Linked DNA regions of Homo sapiens: all the other regions are linked to region 3. The links are chromatin loops, found by intact Hi-C in ENCODE. Cell type or tissue: prostate gland. All regions are shown on one strand.

Region 1 (8,000 bases), 410 kb after region 3:
CACAATTAAAAGAATGAGAGAAGCAAGAGCAAACAAATTCAAAAGCTAGAAGGAGGCAAGAAATAACTAAGACCAGGGCAGAACTGAAGGAGATAGAGACACAAAAAGACCTTCAGAAAATCAATGAATCCAGGAGCTGGTTTTTTGAAAAGATCAACAAAACTGATAGACCGCTAGCAAGACTAATAAAGAAGAAAAGAGAGAAGAATCAAATAGATGCAATAAAAAATGATAAAGGAGATATCACCAGCAATCCCACAGAAATACAAACTACCATCAGAGAATACTATAAACACCTCTACACAAATAAACTAGAAAATCTAGAAAAAATAGATAAATTCCTGGACACATACACCCTCCCAAGACTAAACCAGAAAGAAGCTGAATATATGAATAGACCAATAACAGGCTCTGAAATTAAGGCAATAATTAATAGCCTACCAACCAAAAACAGTCCAGGACCAGACGGATTCAGAGCCAAATTCTACCAGAGGTACAAAGAGGAGCTGGTACCGTTCCTTCTGAAACTATTCCAATCAACAGAAAAAGAGGGAATCCTCCCTAACTCATTTTATGAGGCCAACATCATCCTGATACCAAAGTCTGGTAGAGACACAACAAAAAAAGAGAGTTTTAGACCAATATCCGTGATGAACATTGATGTGAAAATCCTCAATAAAATACTGGCAAACCAAATCCAGCAGCACATCAAAAAAAAGCTTATCCACCATGGTCAAGTTGGCTTCATCCCTGGGATGCAAGGCTGGTTCAACACACACAAATCAATAAACGTAATCCATCACATAAACAGAACCGACAAAAACCACGATTATCTCAATAAATGCAGAAAAGGCCTTCGACCAAACTCGACAGCCCTTCATGCTAAAAACTCTCAATAAACTAGGTATTGATGGAACGTATCTCAAAATAATTAGAGCTATTTATGACAAACCCACAGCCAATATCATACTGAATGGGCAAAAACTGGAAGCATTCCCTTTGAAAACCAGCACAAGACAAGGATGCCCTCTCTCACCACTCCTATTCAACACAGTGTTGGAAGTTCCGGCCAGGGCAATCAGGCAAGAGAAAGAAATAAAGGGTATTCAATTAGGAAATGAGGAAGTCAAATTGTCCCTGTTTGCAGATGACATGATGGTATATTTAGAAAACCCCATTGTCTCAGCCCAAAATATCCTTAAGCTGATTAAGCAATTTCAGCAAAGTCTCAGGATACAAAATCAATGTGCAAAAATCAGAAGAATTCCTATACACCATTAACAGACAGAGAGCCAAATCATGAGTGAACTCCCATTCACAATTGCTACAAAGAGAATAAAATACCTAGGAATCCAACTTACAAAGGATGCGAAGGACCTCTTCAAGGAGAACTACAAACCACTGCTCAACTAAATAAAAGAAGACACAAACAAATGGAAGAATATTCCATGCTCATGGATAGGAAGAATCAATATCGTGAAAATGGCCATACTGCCCAAAGTAATTTATAGATTCAATGCCATCCCCATCAAGCTACCAAAGACTTTCTTCACAGAATTGGAAAAAACTACTCTAAAGTTCATATGGAACCAAAAAAGAGCCCGCATTGCCAAGACGATCCTAAGCAAAAAGAACAAAGCTGGAGGCATCACGCTACCTGACTTCAAACTATACTACAAGGCTACAGTAACCAAAACAGCATGGTACTGGTACCACAACAGAGATGTAGACCAATGGAACAGAACAGAGGCCTCAGAAATAACACCACACATCTACAACCATCTGATCTTTGACAAACCTGACAAAAACAAGAAATGGGGAAAGGATTCCCTATTTAATAAATGGTGCTGGGAAAACTGGCTAGCCATATGTAGAAAGCTGAAACTGGATCCCTTCCTTATACCATATACAAAAATTAATTCAAGATGGATTAAAGACTTAAATGTTAGACCTAACACCATAAAAACCCTAGAAGAAAACCTAGGCAATACCATTCAGGACATAGGCATGGGCAAGGACTTCATGACTAAAACACCAAAAGCAATGGCAACAAAAGCCAAAATACACAAACGGGATCTAATTAAACTAAAGAGTTTCTGCATGGCAAAAGAAACTACCATCAGAGTGAACAGGCAACCTACAGAATGGGAGAAAATTTTTACAATGTACCCATCTGACAAAGGGCTAATATCCAGAATCTACAAAGAACTTAAACAAATTTACAAGAAAAAAACAAACAACCCCATCAAAAAGTGGGCAAAGGATATGAACAGACACTTCTCAAAAGAAGACATCTATGCAGCCAACAGACACGTGAAAAAATGCTCATCATCACTGGTCATCAGAAAAATGCAAATCAAAACCACCATGAGATACCATCTCACGCCAGTTAGAATGGCAGTCATTAAAAAGTCAGGAAACAACAGATGCTGGAGAGGATGTGGAGAAATAGGAATGCTTTTACACTGTTGGTGACAATGTAAATTAGTTCAGCCGTTGTGGAAGACAGTGTGGTTATTCCTCAAGGATGTAGAACTAGAATTACCATTTGACCCAGCAATCCCATTACTGGGTATATACCCAAAGGATTATAAATCATTCTGCTATAAAGACACATGGACATGTACGTTTATTATGGCACTACTCACAATAGCAAAGACTTGGAACCAACCCAAATGTCCATCAATGATAGACTGGGTAAAGAAAATGTGGCACATATACACCATGGAATACTATGCAGCTATAAAAAAGGGATGAGTTCATGTCCTTTGCAGGGACATGGATGAAGCTGGAAACCATCATTCTAAGCAAACTATCACAAGGACAGAAAACCAAACACCACATGTTCTCACTCATAAGTGGGAGTTGAACAATGAGAACACATGGACACAGGGCAGGGAACATCACACACCGGGGCCTGTCGGGGGGCAGAGGGCTGGGGGAGGGATAGCATTAGGAGAAACACCTAATGTAAATGACGAGTTGATGGGTGCAGCAAACCAACATGGCACATGTATACCTATGTAACAAACCTGCACATTGTGCACATGTACCCTAGAACTTAAAGTATAATAAAAATGAAAAAGAAAGTGGAGAAAAAAACTTTTAAATGAATGTTACTTTAATGTGATTTTACTTCCCTTGACTCCCTCAACCCTACCATCTATTATTATTATGTTATTCTTCCACAAAACTATTTTTTCAAGAACTAGTTTAGGGATTTTGCATTCAATTCTGTAGTTATACTCAATTCTATATGCTTAATCAGTTTCAATAATCAATTTTAATTCATTTCACCTATACCAATGCTGCCCAATAGAAATATGCAAGCCATATACGTAATTTAATATTTTCTACTAGTTTCACTTTAAAAGTAAAAAGAAACAGATGAAATTAGTTTCAATAAATTTTATTTAATGTGATATATACAAAATCATTTCAACATGTAATCAATATAATAATTTCTAATGAGATAGTTTATATTCTTCTTTTCCAACACCATATTTGAAATCTGGTGTGTGTTTTATACTTAGGATATATTTCAGTTGGGATTCGTCAGTTTTCTAATACCCCCACCACATGGGCGAGTGGCCACTGCGCTGGTCATCCCAGGCCCACACTCAGGCTTTCCTTAGGCTTAGGTTTGGAAGAATATAAGAACAATCTTTTTTTGAGCTCTTGCATTATCTGGATGTGTCTTCCACTGTTTTTATGTATGAAATGACAATCTAGCTAAATAGTAAGAATCTTGGGTCAGTTTCTTTCTCTCCAAATGTTGAAGCAACTGTTCCTTTTTCTTCTGGCATTTAGGGCCACAGAGAAGTCTACAGCAAATCTGACTTTGGTTCTTTTCAAAAGAACCTATTTTTTCTTGATGTACAATATACTTGTAGGATTGTTTTTGGTTGTTCCCCCCACCAAAAAAAACAAAAACAAACCGAAAAAAACACCTGATCTCAACAATACTGCCAATATTGTGAGTTTCCTTTTTACCTGGCACATGAAAGCCCTTTTCAAGTGCAGACTCATAGAAGGTCAAGCTTCACGCTCTTTACGAAAAGTACAAAGCACCTCTAAAAAACAGACTTTCAATGTCGCATTAACTGAGATCAGAAAGCTAGTAAACTTCGTTCTTATCACATTTTACTCAGAAATCTATATTACTGTCCAAACGACAAATGTCCAAATTGTGGCAGAAAACCACATTACAAGAGAACTATGCCCGCTCCCTAGCACTCAGAGGCCTCGTGATGGGCTTAAAGCACCCCCTGGTGTTAGCATGGGGCTCACCAGAGGCTACAGCATGAAAAATGTCCGTAATTCCCCTAAATGCACATAGCTTCGTTTTTCACCTCTGGCAAGTGCTTCCCCACATTTTATCATTCATTCCCTTCCACTTCCCCCTTTCTCTTCTAACTTCTGTTCAACTGGCGATGAAATTCATCTCTTCAACAGTTGATGACATGCACTTAACGTCCACTGCTATGCTAGCCACGAGAGGGAGATGAGAGGCACTGGTCTTCACCTTATGAGATGCCCATTCCAGGGGAAAGTCAGTAACTGATCTTCCCTCCTGAGCCATTTGGTCCTGAAGCCATGAAGTGGGCAATGCCAGGGAAGCATGTACACTAGGCTGGGGGTGGGAGAGCCCGGGGTAGGGAGAATGGAGGCAGGAGCCCAGCACAGGAGGGAGAGGGCACCCACACGGCCAGGGAGACCAGGTAGGGAGGGCACAGACATTTGCACACACACATGTACACACACATACACAGACATGCACATACACATATATCACAGACATAGCCATGCATATATACACATGTACACATGCATGCAGACATGCACACGTATACATGTATACACTCAGACACGCACACATACGCATACACAGACATGCACAATACAGACATAAACATACACACATGCACACACAGACACAGACATTCACATAGACATGCACACACATATATACACATGCACACTTACAGACACACATACACGTTCACATATATACACACATACATACAGACATGCACACACGCATATATAACAAACACAGACACATACATTTTCCCCCTCTAGCTCTGTTCACTGAGATGACCTGAGAGCTGAACCTCCAAAAGTGGCAAACACTCCATTCTCCAATCAAAGGACCCAGGTCTCCTGGGGAAATGGCTGATTCTGGGGCTGGAGCAGGGAAAGAACAGGATGAGCCAGAAAGCAAGGAACAGCTCAAAGAATGCTGGGCGCAGGCTGAAAGGACACAAAGCCAGCTTGAAGGAGCTCTCCAGAGCCAAATCTGAGGCCATCTGCGCATGAAAATCATGGCAGTAAGAGATTACAGCCCACAGAGTCCAAGTGGAAGGCACAAGCCCATAATGATACAAACAAATGATTAAACTTAGTGAAGCACAGGGTACTTCGATTGTACAAAGTACTTCCTCCAAAATGCTAGTAATTACAAAGAGAAAAGGAGCGGCTTGACTGCAGAGAAGCTGGCAGACAGCATCCACATCGAGAGGCCACGGAGAGCGTCTGCAGTCAGGAACAATCTGAAACCTTGAACCACTCAGCAAGACGCAGCAAAGGCAGCACAGCCTCGTTTCTGGAAGGTTTCGGCCCAGGATGCAAAGTCTGACTCTAATCACAAGGAAACACCACACAAACCCAAACCGGGGGCCAGTCAGGAAAATAGCTGTACTGTTCAAAACTGTCAAGGCCAAATCAAGGGAAGAGCACAGACTGTTTGAGACTGAAAGAAACTTACAAAACACCTAACTCATTCTGGACTGGATGCTTCTGCAACAAAAAGCAGCAGAGCCAGAAAGCTCCCGCATGGAAGACAGTGGAACGCGCTCCACTTTTAATATCACTACCATTAATCTCTGAAGGCTCTGAAGTTCCCAAAAGTGTCTTTCACAAGTGAATGCTTTGCCTGCTTCTAAACCCGCTTTTCTTAGAAAGCTAATTTCAAAATTGTTAAAAATATATATTTACTTTAATTGCTTGGTTATTACTATTAAAATAACAGCATTATTTTCTATCATTTTTTACTGTAAATGAACTCTACTTGTACAAAGTACTTTTATTGTAGTACAATAAAAGCTTTGTTAAGCTACCTAGAAACCCAGTCAGAACCCAAAATACTAATATACAGAAATTACTCCCAAGTTTTAAAAACTAACATGGTGCATCATGTAAGAGTATAGACACAGTGTATTTTATTTACAAAGTATTTATCAATGGCCAGGCGCAGTGGCTCACGCTTGTAATCCCAGCACTTTGGGAGGCCGAGGCGGGTGGATCGCCTGAGGTCAGGAGTTCAAGACCAACCTGGCCAACATGGTGAAACTCTGTCTCTACTAAAAATAAAAAAAAATTAGCTGGACATGGTGGCAGGCGCCTGTAATCTCAGCTACTAGGAAGGCTGAGGCAGGAAAATCACTTGAACCTGGGAGGCAGAGGGTGCAGTGAGCCGAGATCACGCCATTGCACTCCAGCCTGGGCAACAAGAGTGAAACTCCGTCTCAAAAAAAAATTATTAATAACAATATCTAAAATAAATGTATTTCTACTTTATTTTCATTTTTTTTCTTTAAGGGATTTAAGAATATTCCTGAAAATATAAAACTTACATAGAGCAAAGCCTGGTATAATACAAGCCCTTCACTAAGTGAATGTCAGTCCTGCCCTCTGTGACAAGTATTGTAAGTATTATCAAGAGGCTTTATTAGTTTAAAAGGGGTCACATCTGGGGATGGAGGAAGTCTACTGGCCAGAAGAAACCGTACGGAGATTTCAATCAGAAAAACCTTAATAACAGTCCAATATGAAAAATTATATATGCATCACTGCTATAAATAGGAAATCGAAGCATTTTAATGCCAAGAATCTTAGTGTTTCTTTACTCTAAAATATCCCCTATAATCCATACCCTGGAGAAAAGTAATAAAGTTGTGCCATTGTTTCGTCCATTTCAGCCCTCCTGAGCCTGCTTTACCCACATTAAATTAAAAACTCAATAAAACCTAATTCATTCAGCCAAGTCCTGTTCCTCTAGTGATAGCTCTTCACTGGAAGCTGCTTTTCAGGTCAGAAACAGACAGCAAGGAATAATAGATGGGAACTAGAAAAATACATGTGTGTCTCACAACAGTAAGCACAAGTGAATATGTTTTGGAAAGGACAAAAATACTAACTAACACTTTTTAAAAACACAAATTTCCCTTTTTTTTTTCAAAGGGAAGCTGAAGAAATATGGAATTTAAGGATTAAAATAATTCTCGAAATAAGTTGCTCCAAAAAAAGCAGCTCAACGCGCCCACCCCGCACTGAGACAGGGAGGCACAGGCTCCGGGCCTGGGGCATGCTGGAGCCGCGGTGCTGCTCCCTCCTGTGGTCAGAACCTGTACTTTGGGGCTAGATAAGAGTTTGGATCCAGGCTCTGGAGTGCAAGGCCTTGGGCAAGGGACTGAGACTCTCCTAAGCCTCAATTTCCTCAGCAGTGAGTTGTGGTGCAGGTGCAGGAGGCCATGCGTGGGAAGCCCTGCACAGAGAGGGCTCGGTGGCGCAGGCTCTCGGTCCCACCGCGGTCTCTCCCGTGTCCCACAGTCTCTCTGAGAAAGCTCAGTCCCACGAGGAGCAAGAGCTGTCACAGCCACCACCACATGCTAAGGGGACCCCAGCCCATGCTGAGCGTGCACCAAAGGCCCAAGCCCACTCGCTCAGCTAGGTCGTTTCTAAACCATTCCTTTCAAGGCCTAATGACTAACAGATTTTAACAATTTCATGATGTCTCACTGGGTAGCTTCTGAAGTCTTCACACCTCTTCAAACTAGTGAGATCCACATCTTCAGTCTTCTGTTGCAGGGCGCTGAGGCTTCTGAAACTTGTGCCACATCCCCTTTGATTTCTCTACTTACTGCTCTCCAGATACCTCCTACACTTCTCTCCACTGAGCTGGGGCATTGTTTAGTAGTCAATGTGACTAAATTCTATTT
Region 2 (8,000 bases), 260 kb after region 3:
CCAAAGTTTTCCTGAGAAAGGTCAAGGGGACTTGCCAAGCCCACCTGATGGACAAAAATTGAGAGCAGAAGAGGGCAGAGCCCATCGGCCCCTGAAAATCTCCAGCTCCAGGACCAAGAAGCAGAGTCCTGGAGGCACCATCCCTCATGCCAGGACATCGCTTGAGACTGTTGAGAGGCACAAGCCCAGAGGCTGGGCGCGATGGCTTACACCTGTAATCCCAGCACTATGGGAGGCCGAGATGGGCAGATCACGAGGTCAGGAGATCGAGACCATCCTGGCTAACACAGTGAAACCCCATCTCTACCAAAAATACAAAAAAAAAAAAAATTAGCCAGGTGTGGTGGCACGCACCTGCAGTCCCAGCTACTCCGTAGGCTGAGGCAGGAGAATAGTTTGAACCCGGGAAGCAGAGGTTGCCCTGAGCCAAGATCATAGCACTGCACTCCAGCCTGGATGACAGAGCAAGACTCCATCTCAAAAAAAAAAAAAAAAAAAAGAGAGAGAGAAAGAGGCACAAGCCCAAATCAGACCCGCACTGCTCTCCGGCGCCTTCCAGACACTGATAGAGGCCTGGGCCATGGTCCACGCGGGGGACTGAGCGTGGCAAGAGCAGCTGCAGGTGCAGCCATTGTTGGCCAGTATCCCAGGAAACCCCATGCTGGCAGCCCACAAAGCCATGGACTGACGACTTCCCTTTTCAAGATCAGCTGTGTCTTCTCTTCCTCAGGCCACCACTCTTTCCAATAACAGGGTAGAAAAAAACCCTTGATTTAAAAAAAGGCAACAGGACATGCTGGGCAAGTTAAATCACTTAATATTTCAAAATATTATTCAACCACAATAATTGTAGCTGTCTAAGAGAATCTGCATTTGTGTGGTTCCTTAAACTGTACTCTTTTTTTAATATAATTTTTTTTGAGACAAGGTCTCACTATGTTACCCAGGCTGGTCTGAAACCTCTGGGCTCAAACGATCTTCCCCCCTCGGCCTCCCAGAGCACTGGAATGACAGGCATGAGCCACCACGCCCAGCCAAATTGTAGCCTTTCTTCCTGTCTTTAAAATTCACTTGACTTCCCATTCAAAATGGCAGACTGAAGCGTTTACATCTTCTGCCACAAATCCCATTAAATTAACAAAGTAAGTATGGAACTATGAACATATTTCCTAGAGCACTAGAAATAGAGAATGTTGCCTAATTCTGGAGGATGTAAGTAGAACCTATCACACCGACGCCAGAACAAAACGGAGGGAGAAGCCAAGGGCAGCACCGGCGTGGGACGGGCTTTCCCTGAGGAGCCTCAGCAACAACTCATGCGTGGCAACATTTGTGACTTTCAGCAGGAAGGGGCATGGGACTGTGATGGGGCTCACAGCAGACCTCCTGGGACCTCTAGAATAGATATAGAGAGCTTGGCTGAACCACCCACCCTGCCCCCGACCAGGCTTCAGCTAGCGACAGCTCCCTAAGTCATGGGGTGACCTGCCTGGGAGCCATAGTAAGAACCTGCGGCCACAGAAAGACACACGGAGTGCCCGGTCACCAGCTTGACAAAGGAAGGAAACAAAGGCTTGGGAGGGTGCAAAGTCACCCCAGGATAAAGCCTCCTAGGACATCCTAACATCCAGGATATTCCAGTAATTTTGCTTAGTAAAAAGTGACCCAAGAATTGCAGTTCAGGAACCAGGGGATCCCACAGGGCCAACCTCTCCCTTGGCCCCACGGAGCTATTGGCTGAACAAGCACAAGCCCCAAGCTCCATTCTACGCAAGGGGAAACACATCCTGCTCCTTGGAGGAGCCTGAAAATGTACAATGTGTCCAGCGGAGCCCAGGGCAACTCCAGTCCACGAGGCTCGAGTGGTACCGATGAGCCAGGTGTCAGCCCTCACTTCCTTCCCCTTCCCCTGGCAGAAGCACCTTAGAGATAGGGCAAACTGATCACTTGTGCCCAACAAATGAAGGCCAATGGGTGGCCTGAGCCCACAGTCAGCACCGCCCAGGAGCCTGGACAGCCAGCTTCTGGGGTTCACACACCCGCTCAGGAGAGAGGGCATGCGTGCCCATCGGTTCTGCCCGCCTGCCCCTGGGGGCTGCACCATGACCAACTCCAGCCTCCCGGGTCATCTGTCACTCCAGCCATCCAAAAGAACTGCCAAGAAAGGGGAGCTTCAGCCAGCTCTTGAGGTGGGAAGTGACGGGTTCCAAATTGCCTTTTAGGAAAATATGCACCAAGAAAGGATTGGACCAGGCTGGATAATTCCTTTGCTTGGGATCTCAGGGGATGAGGGGTTCGGGAAAGCCCGAGTTGTCAGGGAGGTGCAGATTCGAATCTCAGCACTGACTCTGACAAGCTGTGTGACTTCAAACAACAACCCACCCGCTTTCTGTCCAACAGGGACGGAAACGCCACCTGGCCAGGCCCTTCAGGGATGTGACCGCAGTGGGCCCAGCCTGGGGCAAATGCTGTGAGATGGCACCACATCATGTTGGCATGGGCTGCAGCCCCTCGTGAACATTTCCTTTTGGTCCTTGTTAGCTGGTGCCTTTGGGTGAGTTTCATGGTGGTGTCTCATGGTGAGTATCAAGCACGGCAGCAGGGAGCCCCCTCCACCCGCCCCACTCCCCCAGGACTCCAGGCTCCCCTCTCACCAGTTGTACAGAGAAGACGTCAGCCCACAGAACCATGTGCTGTGTAAGCTCCTCACTGCAAACACCCCCAAAGGTCAGAGACCAGGGGACCCACAGGAGAGTGAGAGGCCTCCGCCTCTGAGGTCAGGCCTCTGACCATGGCCGTGGGTGCTGTGATGCCCTGCATGGCTCTCCTCCCCCGGGAGGCCCGCCCGGCTCAGCTCTGTCTATGGGGAAGGCCACAGAGCTCCGGGGGCTGGCTTTCCTCAGCCCCGAGTAATTACAGACATGTGTCTGCACATGTCACTGGTCAGACTCCCACGACCCCGCAGTAGATCCTCATTAACCCGGGGACTTGAGGACTCTGAGAGGAGCAAGGGGCCGAGAGGAGAGAGGGAGACCTGGGCGCTGGCAGGGATGGGGAACCTGCAGAGAGGCCCAGACGTCCTGTGCCCATGCTGATGGGCAAGGTATGCCACCTGCCCCGCGAATGACGAAGCGGGAGCCTGCCGCGGGACCAGGGACGGGCGCGGGGAGCCTGAGCAGAGCAGGTTGGGGAGCCACAGCGAAGAGTTTATGAGCCGGCGTCCAGCCCCTCCCCTCTCCCTCCTGAGCACGGCTATTAAACTCCTTCTGGCCTCCAGATGCGCAGTCTGCAAGCTAGTTCCCTTTTGTTATTTCAAGCTCAGGGCCTTGATCTTTTGCCACTTTGGAAGAAGCGGAGAAACAAAGGGATCTGGTGCTGTTGCTTAATAGCGCGGCTGGCTTGGCCCCACCGGGCCGGCATGTGTCTGATGCTCTGTGCTGTCACTGCAGAGCCATCCCTTTGATGGGAGCAAGGCAGGGACCCGGCCCAGGAGCCCTCTGAGAGCCGCTCAGCAGCTCCCTCTCCTGTTCCCGCAGGCCTTCACCTCATGCATGGGTAGCCGGCCCACTGTCTTCTCCTCACCGCTTAAGAGTGGCCGCTTAGAGACAAGAAGTAGATAATGCAGAGCGCTTGGGGTCCCCAACGGATTGGAGCACAGTGCAACCAGTCACCAGGGCTGCTGGGCCCTCAACTGCACTTCACTCAAGCTGAAGGTGCAGCGTCCCCCGCAGGTCGTGTTAGCCCCCTACCCTCCTGCAGCATGTCAGGAAGAGCACTGAACTAGGAGTCTGAAGGCCTGCGTTCCAGTTGCCTGCATGCCCCGGGGCAGGCTGAACCTCTGCTTGCCTGGTTGGCTTCTGTGGCACTGGCTCTGAATTCAGGGCTGGGCCCAGATGGGGACGCAGCAGACACTTGCTGAATGATGAAAATCCCAGCTCTGCCATGAGGAGCCATGTGACCGGGGCCAGTTCCTTTTATTCTTCATTCTCTCCCTCCTGTATTTACACACCCCATAAGAACCCTGATCACCTGCTCCATGCCAGACAGTAAATGGATGCCACCCCTGCCCTCAATTGTCATTAGTGTAACAAGGGCTGTGACAGAGACCCTGATGGAAGGACACTGGGGTGCCCACCAGAGGGAGGAATGGGCGTCAGGATGGCAGCTTCCCAGGCTGACACCCACCTGAGCCCAAAGGATGGAGGGAGTTTCTCAAGTGAAGGAAAAAGGAAGACCAGTTAAGGCAGAGGATGAAGCCTGGGGGTACCTGGAGACACAAGAGATTGAGGACATTTGGGGACCACTCAGGAGCCCGTGTGGCTAGAGCGAAAACCTCAAAGAGGCAGAAAAGAAGATTTACTAAAGGGGACTGTACATCCCCCTGAGAGCCCAGGAGCCATGCAGGGCAGACAGTAGGGAGGGGACCCACCTGCAAAGTGTGAGAGGCTGACCGGCCAGTTGGGGGGCTGCAGGCAGCAGCTAGTGCAGAGGCTGCTGTACCCCAAAATGGGAGGGGGGCCACAGCCGAAGAGGAGGGGGAGGCAGCTCTGAGAAGAACGGGGAAGAACAGTCACCAGGACCTGGGACTGCACACCCCTGAGCAGGTGGTGGCATGCGGGCCCCTCCAGACAAGGTGCCTGGCAGGAACATGAGTGCCATCTGGGAGGGGCTTTGCTTTGGAAGCACTTAGTTTACCATGACTGAAACAGGTGGCAGGAATGACCAGGCAGAGGGCAGGCGGATACAGCCAGCTGGTGTCAGACGTCAGGAGGGCCGTCTGGGCCAAAGGCAGGGGAGGAGGCCACAGCAAATGTGGGGAAGCAGAGCCTGGAAATGGAGGGACCCAGGGCAGCCTCCACACTCAAGGGCCAGGCTGCAAAGTGGAAAGGTCCGCAGAATGCCAGGATAAGGTCTTCGAGACTGGCGTGGCCCATCCTGGGGAAACAGCGTCACCTGTCCCCCTGCTGCTACTGTGGGAGGGGAAGGTCTCAAGATACACGACCACAGGCTCCCACCACGGAAACACTCTTGCCCACACCGTGCTCCTGCAAACCCGCTCCTCACCCCACATTGTCCCAGGCCTGAGGGTGCAGGCTGTGGCCACATTTTCCCGAGCCACAGGCCTGTGCAGTGGGATCCACAGAAAAAGCCTTTCCAGATGCCTTTGGTTTGCACAAGGTGCTGCCACTCTCAGATCAAGGGGGACAAAGCCCTGGGCTGGGAGTGAAAGGCCTGAGCCAAGTCTGACTCTGCCTCTGGTACACCAGTGACCATATCTTTCAGCCTCATTCACTCTGCTGGATGTTAACACACATGAGCACACCCACAAAGGGCTGGTGCAAGTATCAGTTGGGTATGGAAAGGAATGCTTTGTTCATTGTTAAAATAACATGAACATTAAGGATGTTAAGAATGTTTAAGTTCATCATCACCACCACCATCACTATCATCACCACTACCATCACTATCATAATCACATCACCATCACTGTTACCATCACCAACACCATCACTGTCACCATCACCAACACCATCACTCTCACCATCACCATCACCATCACCACCATCATCGCCATCACTATCACCATCACCTTCATCACCACCACCATCACCATTACCATCATCATCACCAACACCATCATCACCACCATCGCTATCATCACAACCACTGTCATCACCACCACCATCACTATTACCACCACCATCACCACCATCACCATCACTGTCACCATCACCATCACCACCATCACCATCATCACTGCCATCACCACCATCACCATCACCACCATCACTATTACCACCATCACCATCACCACCATCACCATCACTGTCACCATCACCATCACCACCATCACCATCACCACCATAATCACCATCACCACCACCATCACATCACCACCATAATCACCATCACCACCATCATCACCGTCACTTTCACTGTCACCATCACCATCATCATCACTGCCATCACCACCATCACCATCACCACCATCATCACCATCACCACCACCATCATTACTACCATCATCACTATCATCACAACCACCATCACTATTATCACCACCACCATCACTGTCATCACTATAATCACCATCACTGCCATCATCACCATCATTATCACCATCATCACCATCACCACCATCACCACCACCATCACCACCACCATCATCACTATCATCACAACCACCATCACCACTACCACCATCATTATTACCACCATCATCACCATCACCATCATCACCATCACCACCATCACCATCATCACCATGACCGTCACCATCACCATCACCACCATAATCACAATCACATCACCTTCATCACCATCACCACCATCATCACCATCACCATCACCACCACTGTCACCATCACCACCATAATCACCATCACCACCACATCACTGTCATCACCATCACCATCACCACCATAACCATCATCACTCTCAAGTGGTCTTCCTGTGACAGAGAACATGCAACTCTCTGAGTCAGCCCATCTCATTTATGGACAGTTTTGCTAATAGCTATTTGCTTCTTTTGTTTGTTTGTTTGTTTGTTTCCATTGTAATTCGCCTTCCCATCTATATGGTCTGTTGGGTGTTGCTAGAATGGGTGTTGGATAATTTATTATTTAAAAAAAAAACAGGTTTCTTTAGCCCATGGTTGTACAGGCTGGGAAGTTCCGGGGAATGGCAAGCTTCCCCCACCTCTCTCTGGGAGTCACAGCAAGGAGACCCTGCCTCCCTTCTCCCCCTGTGATCAGGGTGCAGGGCGGTGTGACACAAAGTCCCTGCTTTGTGTCTTTTCAAACACAGAATAGAGAAGGGGGAGCAAGTGTGCTGGAGCTCCAGGCCTGGCTATATTATTTAGACTTGTATCAACTTGGCCATGTCATTTAGCTTGTCTGAGCCTGAGTTTCCCCAAATGGTTATGTTGAGAATTAAAGGAGGCCATATGACTACCTGGTACACAGCCTCACCCCCAAGAAGAGCCTAAAAATGTGTATATCCCTGTGAATTCCACTGAGGGAGGGCAGGTTCCAAGGAGGAGGACCACAGGGAGAGCAGTGCCTGCTGCTGGGGTCGCCTCTGTGGCCCAGGGTTGCCGGTGGCTGGGCCCCCAGACGGCAGGGTCACAGGTGAGTGAGAGTTCTGTGAGGTGGGGTGGGTGGGACCCCTGGGACCGGTCAAACCTGGCCTGAGTAAAGCCTCCCCACAAGCTTTTGCCAGGGGCCCAGCCAACCCTCACTGGGTGCCAAGCCAGGCCTCTTGAAATGGCAGCAAGGAAAGACTCATTCAAGGTAAGAAGGAAAGCCAGGGCTAAGAGACAGCGGCCCCAGCATGCAAAAGGCAGGGTATACAGGTGCCTGGCCAGCTGGCTTCCAGTCCAGGCCACATCACTAAGCACCAACAGACTGACATACCCACCCTGGGCCTTGGCTTCTCGGCCTTTAACAGCAAGGCCAGACCAGCACTGCCCATGTACCAGAAGTAGCGTGTGCACGCACGTGTGAGGAGGTGTGTGCACAAACCTCCAGGGAGGGGCTCTGTGATCTCCAACAGATCACCAGGGACCCAGCACTGAAAACTGAACACAGACTCCAGTGGTAGATAATCCCCAAGAACCTCCAGGTTTAGTGGCCCAACCACCACGGCCGGTGCAGAGTCCCTGGGTGGGAGGGGGGTGAGGGGGCACCTCCAGAGAGCAGATCCAACCCCTGAGCAGCAGGGTCTCCACAGGACGGTAAGAACACCCCAACTTCTCCTTTGCTCCCTCTGGATAAGAAAGGCTACAGGATCTTTGTCCAAATAGCACAACGAGGCCAAGGGTGGAGATGAAAGCGCTGAGTTGGCATTGCAGGAATAGTTCCTGATAGGCCGGATCTCAAAGTTGGATGTTTGATTGATGAATTCCTCTGTGTAAAAATAAATAGCAAGACGACCCAGCTCTCCACAAAGAGCAGAGTGGGAGGAGGAGCTGCAATGTGCCCCCCACATGACGAGCCCAG
Region 3 (8,000 bases):
TTTGGGGAGAATTCTCTCTTCTTTGAGTCTACATGTTCAACCCTTTTCTGAAACAGGAATAGGACTAATTGCTCTTGAGTGAAAGATTGTTGTGTATTTTGTCTCAGATCAGATGGATGAAAGTAAACAAAAGATACAATGTTTCCTTATACAGAGAAGTTGCCTCCTCAAAAAAAAAAAAAAAATCCCACAATCAGAATAAAGCATCAGGAATAAGACCACCATTTTGTTATAACACAACATTCCTCTGTATTAAATAATGACGGGTTTTATGTTTGTTACTGAGCAGAGTTTTTTTTTTAATTATTTCAAGAGCATGTCCTTTAGTGTTTATAACTGGGCTGACTGTGATATTAAACAGCCAGGAGGTGTTAGCAGCTGATTAAAGGAGGGAAAGGAGACCCTGCTAATTATACGGCAACCTTAGAATCGGTTTCTCCCGCTGAACTAGAGGACAAGCCACACACCTGCAGAACTTTACCAGCAGGAGCAGTGCTGGGACCCAACTCAGGCAACCAGCTCTGCTAATGAACCCAGAAAAAGCACACAAACTTGTTTTCCCTCCAAGACAGAGACAACACAGTGGGGTTTTCAGAAGTGTGTGGTGTGGAAGCAGCCAGGTGTAGCCACTGCACAAATGCAGTGGGAACACTCTCGTATGATAAAATCAAAGACGATGTCGCCTGCTTCCACATGACAGATCCAGGAAACTGCAGGATAGAATCACGCTCGTGTGCCTGGGCAGGGAGAGCTGGTTCACCCATGTCTGAACACTGGGACACCAGTTCTCCTCCAAACATCTTGGACTACTTAAATGCAAAGGTGAGTCTGGGTGTGGCTGAATTTGTGCATTGAATTTCTTTAACAGTAAATGTCAAGTGGAATACGGCATCAAGCTAGTTTCAGGAAACTTTCCACTCCAGTTATTTTGTTTTCTAATTATATGATATACTTTCTATCACAAGGCCCACTAGGATTTTTAAGTCTGATTTTTTTTAAAAAGTATTTATTATATAACAAGTTGATGGGCCAAGCACCTTCATTGTAGCACTGTGGCCATGCTTTTTAGAAAAGTGTTCTCCATTGCCATGATTGTGTTTGCATATCTATGCATAAATATGGGCAAAATGTTGCGTAAAGTTAAGCATGTACTAGAATTAGAGAAAAAAATTCTCAATTCTAGAAATGTTTGGAGACAGAATACTCTTTCCATTGCTAATTTAATGCAGGTTTTAAAAATGTTCTATAACTTTACAAAATTACAGATGGAAAAGATTTTTGTCCTTCTTCTTTATCTAGACAAATTCAGGAAAGCCCGGAGGCCTGGTATAGATGTTTCATCAAAAATTTCACCGTGCTGTGTCAGAAATCAGAAGACAGAATTTAGAACCATCCCGTTTCCTCTGCAGAAAGCTTTTCAAGAAGATACACTCGGAATTAGCAATATTTCCACCAAAATATGAAGTGTAAAGAGAGCCTTCAATAAAGCCACAGGTTTGATGTTTTTTCTTTTTAAAAGGAAAAAAACTAATTTAAAATTATTTTTAAAAGAAAAAAACCACAAGATAATGAAAATGAAGTTATACCTAGGCTGATATTGCATTTGCCAATATTTTACTCCCACTGTTTAATCATTTTAATAGTTGCATTTAAGAGTTTAGGATATTCAAACCTCACCCAGCTATAGCAAAAAAAAGAAAGCTGTGTGATTTAAGTAGTGTCCTTTTCTGCATAATTTTAAATTAGTTTTTATTTTTAATTAATTGTGAAATTGCTGGTGAGGCTTTGGTGCCTTCTTAACTGCTATAATGAACAAATTCATTTAAACTTCAATTTAGCAATCTACAGTTTTCTAAGAGCTCAAATAAATGAAAATTCAAACATAATTTTAAAAAAGGATTCCATTAACTACAAAAGGGTCTATATCAAGTTTATTAGAAAGTATGGAATTGCTACAAGAACACATTTTCAATTTTATAAATTAGTTTTCAGAGGCTTAAGCAGAACAACACATAGAGAGAAAAAGTAGAAGTTTGTTGGTTAAAAAAAAAAATCCCATTCTAATGAACCGAGGCTATAGCTTAAAACACAGCCAAAGCTTTAAAGCTTGGTCGTCCAGATTTCTGTGTGACCATTTTAACACAGGGCATCTCTAGTTCCCAATGGAAATATTTCTTTTCCGGCACTTTCATTTTCTGAAACAATTTACTGGAGTTTCATAAAAAGAGAATAACAGCTTTGTGTTTCATTGTTGAGGATTTTACTTCACTTTACATAACTTTTCCTCATTTCACTTAGTGGCTATTTGAGGAGCTTGACTGAACTCTAGGTAACCTCTTAGGTTATGCCTGCTGGATTTCAGGGACCTGGAGCTGCTGGTGCTGGCAGGCCAGTGGTGACTCGGGGTGCCTGTCTGACCGCCTAGGAGCTGGGACTGGGCTCTCTGCGTACATACAACTGCATGGGGGACAGGGGACTTCTGCCTTTGTTTGGACAAAGGATGCGGTAAGACCAGAGAAAAGGAAGGCTTTACCTGTGGCTCTTTGCACTTTTAATACTCTAGAAGGAAATAGTGAGTCTACTTTAATGGAAAATAGCGAATCTTTTGCAGGACTCAAAAAAGGAAGTTTGCTAAGAGCAAGGAAATGTGAAGGAGTTGGAGCGACAGCGTTAGAACATTTAATTTGGCTTTATGTTGTAATTATGACTTGCGGGAAGTGGCCTGGCGTGTATGAATGCTGTTGCTGGAAAGAGCACTTGAGCATCAGCGAAAATTCTGAAAGCTGTGTTTACAACGGACGCACACACAACAGAAAGCAAACCGTGGAGACGAGGGTTTTGGAAACGTGCCCTCCTCGGCATTCATTATAACCAATAATTAATTAAGAGATTTTTTAAAGTCCCTTCCTTGGCATCACGTTCCTCAGTGAGAATGCGGATGAGAAGTCAGAGGTGTTTGGGACATAAGTGCAAGTAGTTACGGGCAGGGTTTTTCAGTTTTGGTTTTTAAAGAGAATGAAAACGAAGTGGGGAGACAGCGGCACAGTGTGCGGTGCCCTGCCGGCCAGGCCACGCTTTCTCCACCCTGACTCCCACGTTCGCTCAACAGTATGAGAACTTCACGGTAACATGGAAGGGATCCCCGCACTCCCTCTAATGCTATTTCTGTTCGATGCGTTCTTTGGCTGCGAATTTGAGAACTGCCTTTTTGGCAAAGCCAGTGAGTTTTGTGTTTTCAGATCAACCGAAAGGACGTTGACTTTCAGGTTCCCGATCCTTCTGAATCCAATCCCAAATTTAAAACAGCATCCGATCCTGGCTACAGCCTGAGCTGGGCCCCAGGTCAGCCAAGCTTCCCAGGTGGAAAGGAAGGAATCCAGGTTGCCCAAGATGCTGTGGCCTGGGTGACAGTTACCAGCCTCCAGAGAGGCCTCAGCCTTCGGGGTGCCTTGCTCAGAGCAGGCACATACCTCTCACCGCAAGAGCCATCTGACCATGGTTACTCGACCCCTCCCCCAGAGTGAGTTCACTGTCCACCAGAGGGGACAGCTCCCACTGCCAGGCTTCGGTGAAACCACGTGGACTGTGGAAGCAACCCAGTGTCCACTGATGAATGAATGGAGAAACGAAAGGTGATTTATCCGTAGGGTGGGACAGCACCCGGCCTTGGAAAGGAAGGGAACATGGACGGCACCTAAGGATGTTCTGCTGAGTGAAACAACCAGCCACAAAAAGACGAACCTTGCACGATTCCACTCACATGAGGAAGCTAAGGGGTCAAAATCATAGAGACGGAAAGTAGGATTGCGGGTGCCAGGGCTGGGGGAGGAAACAGGGAGTTCGTGTTTCATGGGGGACAGAGTCTCATTTGGGAAGATGGAAAGTTCTGGAGCTGAATAGTGGTGACGGTTGCACAGCAGCGCAGATGTGCTTAATGCCACTGAAGTGTGCACTTAAAATGATAAAAATGGCAAATTTTATGTTATGTATGTTTCACCACAATAAAAAAGGGAATAGCATTTTTCTTGTCAAATGGGGCTGGTGGTAGCTGCTCTGTAGCCTCATAAAGAAGTTCCTAAGTTTTTTTTTTATTTCCTTTTTTTAAATTTGGGTTTAAAACTGCTGTTTCCTTTTTCACTGTGGTAAAATATACATAACATAAAATTTACCATTTGAACCATAAGTTAGCCCAGGCCCTGCTTCTGGCCCCTGCTCTTCCTGAGTCCTGGTTGGTGCCCCCTTCATCCGTCCATACTTGCCACAAGCCCCTCTTGTCCGGTCCTGGGCACAGAGGTCCTGGTGGAAGAGACAGTCCCTGCCCAAGAACAGGGAAGGACATAGATGGGAGAAGGGACCCACTGCCCAGGGGACCAGCACCAGAGCTCAGCTCTCGGGCTCCCTGCGTGGCCCTGGCCTCTCGACCTCGCTGGACTCAGTCTCCTGACGTCTCCAGTGAAGAGCTGGAGTGGTGAGTCCCAGAGCCACTTCCGGCATGGGACAGAGGCCTGTACCTCAACACCAGCGATTTGCTGTGTGATCTTAGGCAAGTCAATATGTGTCTCTGGGACATACAGTGAGTTGTCTAAGATCACACAAACCCCCCACCACTTTAAAAAAAAAAATGGAGGGGATTTGATCAAGATCATGTCAGGATCCTTTCCAGTTTGGACATCCTGTGATTTTGGAATCTTCACCCACAGTTCTGAGCTTTTAAAAAATCCACATTTGTGTTATTTCCTTGTGATAGGGGAGAATAGCCCTGATGTCAGATCTCACTTGCTTATAGTGCTGTGTGCGTGCACATGTGAATAAAGGAATGTTCAGAAACGCTTTTCCTAACAGAGAACCTGTTCCCCGGGGCCAAGCGCAGAGTCCGTGTAACTTGCCTTTGAAGTGTGTCACCTGCTGCGTGACCACAAGAGGGCGGTGCATGCAATGGATTTTGTCAGCACGCGGGGGCCAGAGCTCACAACTTTAATTTGAGAGTTTTTCTTCCCTGGAGTCTCTTGCAGGGTCTTTCTCTGGGAGGCTCAATGCCTCCCGCATCTTCTTCAACAGGCTGAACACACATGTGGAAGCAGCTGAAGAACTGAGACTACTTAAAAGCAGAATATTTTGTAATCACCAAATAGAATCCATTTCGTAATAAAACTGGCTACAAAATATTTTAGGGTTCAGTATGATACATCACAAAGTAATTTAGGCAAGGAAGCACACCAGGCTTAAAAATCAAACGTGGCACCCTGCAGGTTTGCAGCCATGCCTCCAGCAGGCGGGTCGGGTTGGCGAGTTTCTAAACTTTGAGGAGGGAAGGCTGGGTGGCCAGGCTCCATCCAGAGCCTCTTGGCTCACTGTGCCGCCAGCAGTGTAATTGCATCCTGGTGTGACCCACAGGCTGTATCTACAACACTGCGCTGGTGAAGCAATGCTGTTACTAGATTTGAAAACAGGCAAAATGGCTCTGAAAGGAGAGAAAAATGGAAAAGCTCCTTTCCCCAACATTCCACTCCTCTGTCTTCATGGCCTCTGCGTTGGTCCAGCCAGAGGGATTATTTGAGTCCTGTGTCCCAGCCCACCTTTCCCTGGCTTAATGGTGCAGCCACACCTCTGGTTGAGAATACACGCCTGTGTAACTCATTGATTCTGATCTCCTTCATGCTCAGCACCTGCTTCCTTTAGCATCCCCAATGCAAGCGCTTCGAAGCCCATGCTGACAGCCTGGTCATATATCCTTTGGCCCCTCTGCATAAGTAGGAGAGGGGAGAGCTCCTCCTAAAAGTGCTGTGCCCTTAGTAACTGACTATTATTGAATTAGAATGGTGGAGTGAGGAGTTCCTCTCTGCCAGGCACTGTCCTAGGATTTGCATTTGTGAAGAATCACTTGCTTTCCAATTGACTTTGTAACTTTATTTGTGATTGGTTTTCAATGGCAGCCAACATTTCTTCTTTAACTTCCTCTATCTCTCGCTTTTTCTTCCTATGGTCATCTAAACACCTTGAAAAGATGAAGACATCATATATGAAAGTTAAGGCACCATGGGTCATGCATCTTTTAACTATAATTTTGTCCTGGGATCTGCTACCGACTGGTGCTATCAGTAGTCGATAGCACAGTGCTAGAGCAGAGAAGAAAGACTCCACACAGCTGGGATTAGAGACAAATTTGTTACATTCACACTTCAACCCAAGTTTGTCAGACACGTGTCTAAACGACCCATGAATTATTTATTAAGCAAACATTTATTAAAAGCCTACATTGTGCAAAACGAAGTCACTGAGCCTTAAGGATGTGATATGAATTAATTCAACAGGTTCCTTGGCCTCAAAACTATCACCGTGAGAAACAAGACACATATACAGATGTGTGTGAAGAGAGCAGTGACACTTCTTCAGCTGGTGACAAATGCCTTCAGCGCCCTTTGTTACTCCCAGTTAAGTTCATTTGCTCATCCGTTCATGTAATCTACGCGCATGCAGTTTCCACTGAATGTCAGGTGCCATGTCAGGCATGGGGGTGTTGAGATGAGGAAGGCTGACCTAGTGCAGATGGACTGAGTGTAAGGTGCCATGTCAGGCATGGGGGTGTTGAGATGAGGAAGGCCGACCTAGTGCAGTTGGACTGAGTGTCAGGTGCCATGTCAGGCATGGGGGCGTTGAGATGAGGAAGGCCGACCTAGTGCAGATGGACTGAGTGTCAGGTGCCATGTCAGGCATGGGGGCGTTGAGATGAGGAAGGCCGACCTAGTGCAGATGGACTGAGTGTCAGGTGCCATGTCTGGCATGGAGGCGTTGAGATAAGGAAGGCTGACCTAGTGTAGATGGACTGAATGTCAGGTGCCATGTCAGGCATGGGGGCATTGAGATGAGGAAGGCCAACCTAGCGCAGATGGAGAGAACCACAGCACAAAGACTTTGTCACAGACCAAATTTACCCTCCATAGGAAACAAAAACACACAAAAAGCAGACCAAATATGAAAAACAACGGTCTTCCGAACACTGGAAGGAGGCAGTGAAGGACAGTGATCCCTGTGGGATGGGAAGGAAACCATTGAGCCCTATGGTAGCCCAATGCACTGCCTTGAGTTTTCAGGCCACAGAACAAGAAGGAGGCATCTCCTCCACTCAGGCAGAGCCCAGCAGACTCTCTGAGTTGGGAAGATAGAGATTTCGGGGAGACCAGTGCAACTACCCTTGGCAGGGCAGAGTCCCAGAGAGGAGAGAATCCAGAGATCTGCAGAGGCTCACCTTCAGGATTGGCGGGTGTGTGTGAGGAAACTGCCCAAGACCGAGCAAAGAATCACCTTAAAGATGAAAGGAAATAATGCCTGGCACTCACATCGGTCTGCAAATAGCACCTGTGCCCACATGACAAACTGGAAATCTCAGAGGACATCGGGTGGCGTATCAGTACTTGCCTGAGTATTGGAGAATAAGTACCCTTAGTGTAAACGAGGTTCCGGTTCCACCTAACAAACTTCAAAAGTAAGATCCAAGAGGATCAAGAAACTCAGTCGCATCCCAGAACAAACCTCAAGAATATGTGCAGATATACAAAAACACCCAGCACCCAACGAGATGAAATTCTCAATATCTGGCATCCAATCAAAGATTACCAGGCAGATAAAGAAACAGAAAAATATGTCCTATAATAAGGAGAAAAATCAATCAAAACAGACCCAGAACTGATGCAGATGTTAGAATTAGCAGACAAAGAAATAAAAGTTACCATAACTGTATTCCATATGTTTTAAAAGTGGAGTAAAGATGTGGAAGATATAAAAAGGACAAATTAAAGTTTTAAAGATGAAAACTATAATGGCTGAAATGAAAAACACACTGGATGGATTCATGGCAGGTTACACGTTACAGAATAAAATATTAGTGAACTTGAAGACACGGTAATAGAAGCTCTCCGAAATGAAACATAGAGGGGAAAAAAGTCATTTTTTCTTTTTGAGAAGAAGTTGGGCCAAGTTTCTTCTTTTTAAGTTTTGTTTTT

Evidence for each region. Peaks named below come from ENCODE experiments on the same cell type or tissue, not always from the same donor. Only the 100,000 strongest peaks of a DNase experiment are listed, where the experiment ranks them.
Region 1: a loop joins it to region 3, with 6 times the contacts of the local background. A loop is called at or near these places in 89 of 110 quality-filtered maps.
Region 2: a loop joins it to region 3, with 5 times the contacts of the local background. A loop is called at or near these places in 52 of 110 quality-filtered maps.

Annotation. Positions count from the first base shown.
Region 1 is chr2:238,367,217-238,375,216 of GRCh38, reverse strand. All of the region lies in intron 15 of TRAF3IP1 (TRAF3 interacting protein 1), which reads right to left. Among named protein-coding and RNA genes, the nearest start is that of TRAF3IP1, 51 kb to the right of the region's middle. RefSeq lists a silencer at 7,586-7,789. In prostate gland, CTCF peaks have their summits at 4,264 (motif pointing left) and 7,384 (motif pointing left); a DNase peak (open chromatin) is centred at 4,256; H3K27ac peaks cover 440 bases.
Region 2 is chr2:238,518,833-238,526,832 of GRCh38, reverse strand. The region is part of intron 2 of LINC01107 (long intergenic non-protein coding RNA 1107); the gene reads left to right. Among named protein-coding and RNA genes, the nearest start is that of LINC01107, 33 kb to the left of the region's middle. RefSeq lists an enhancer at 3,412-4,320. In prostate gland, a CTCF peak has its summit at 3,526 (motif pointing left); a DNase peak (open chromatin) is centred at 3,442; H3K27ac peaks cover 616 bases.
Region 3 is chr2:238,782,101-238,790,100 of GRCh38, reverse strand. No RefSeq gene overlaps it. Among named protein-coding and RNA genes, the nearest start is that of TWIST2, 62 kb to the left of the region's middle. RefSeq lists an enhancer at 6,110-6,613. In prostate gland, a CTCF peak has its summit at 4,914 (motif pointing right); a DNase peak (open chromatin) is centred at 4,900; H3K27ac peaks cover 369 bases.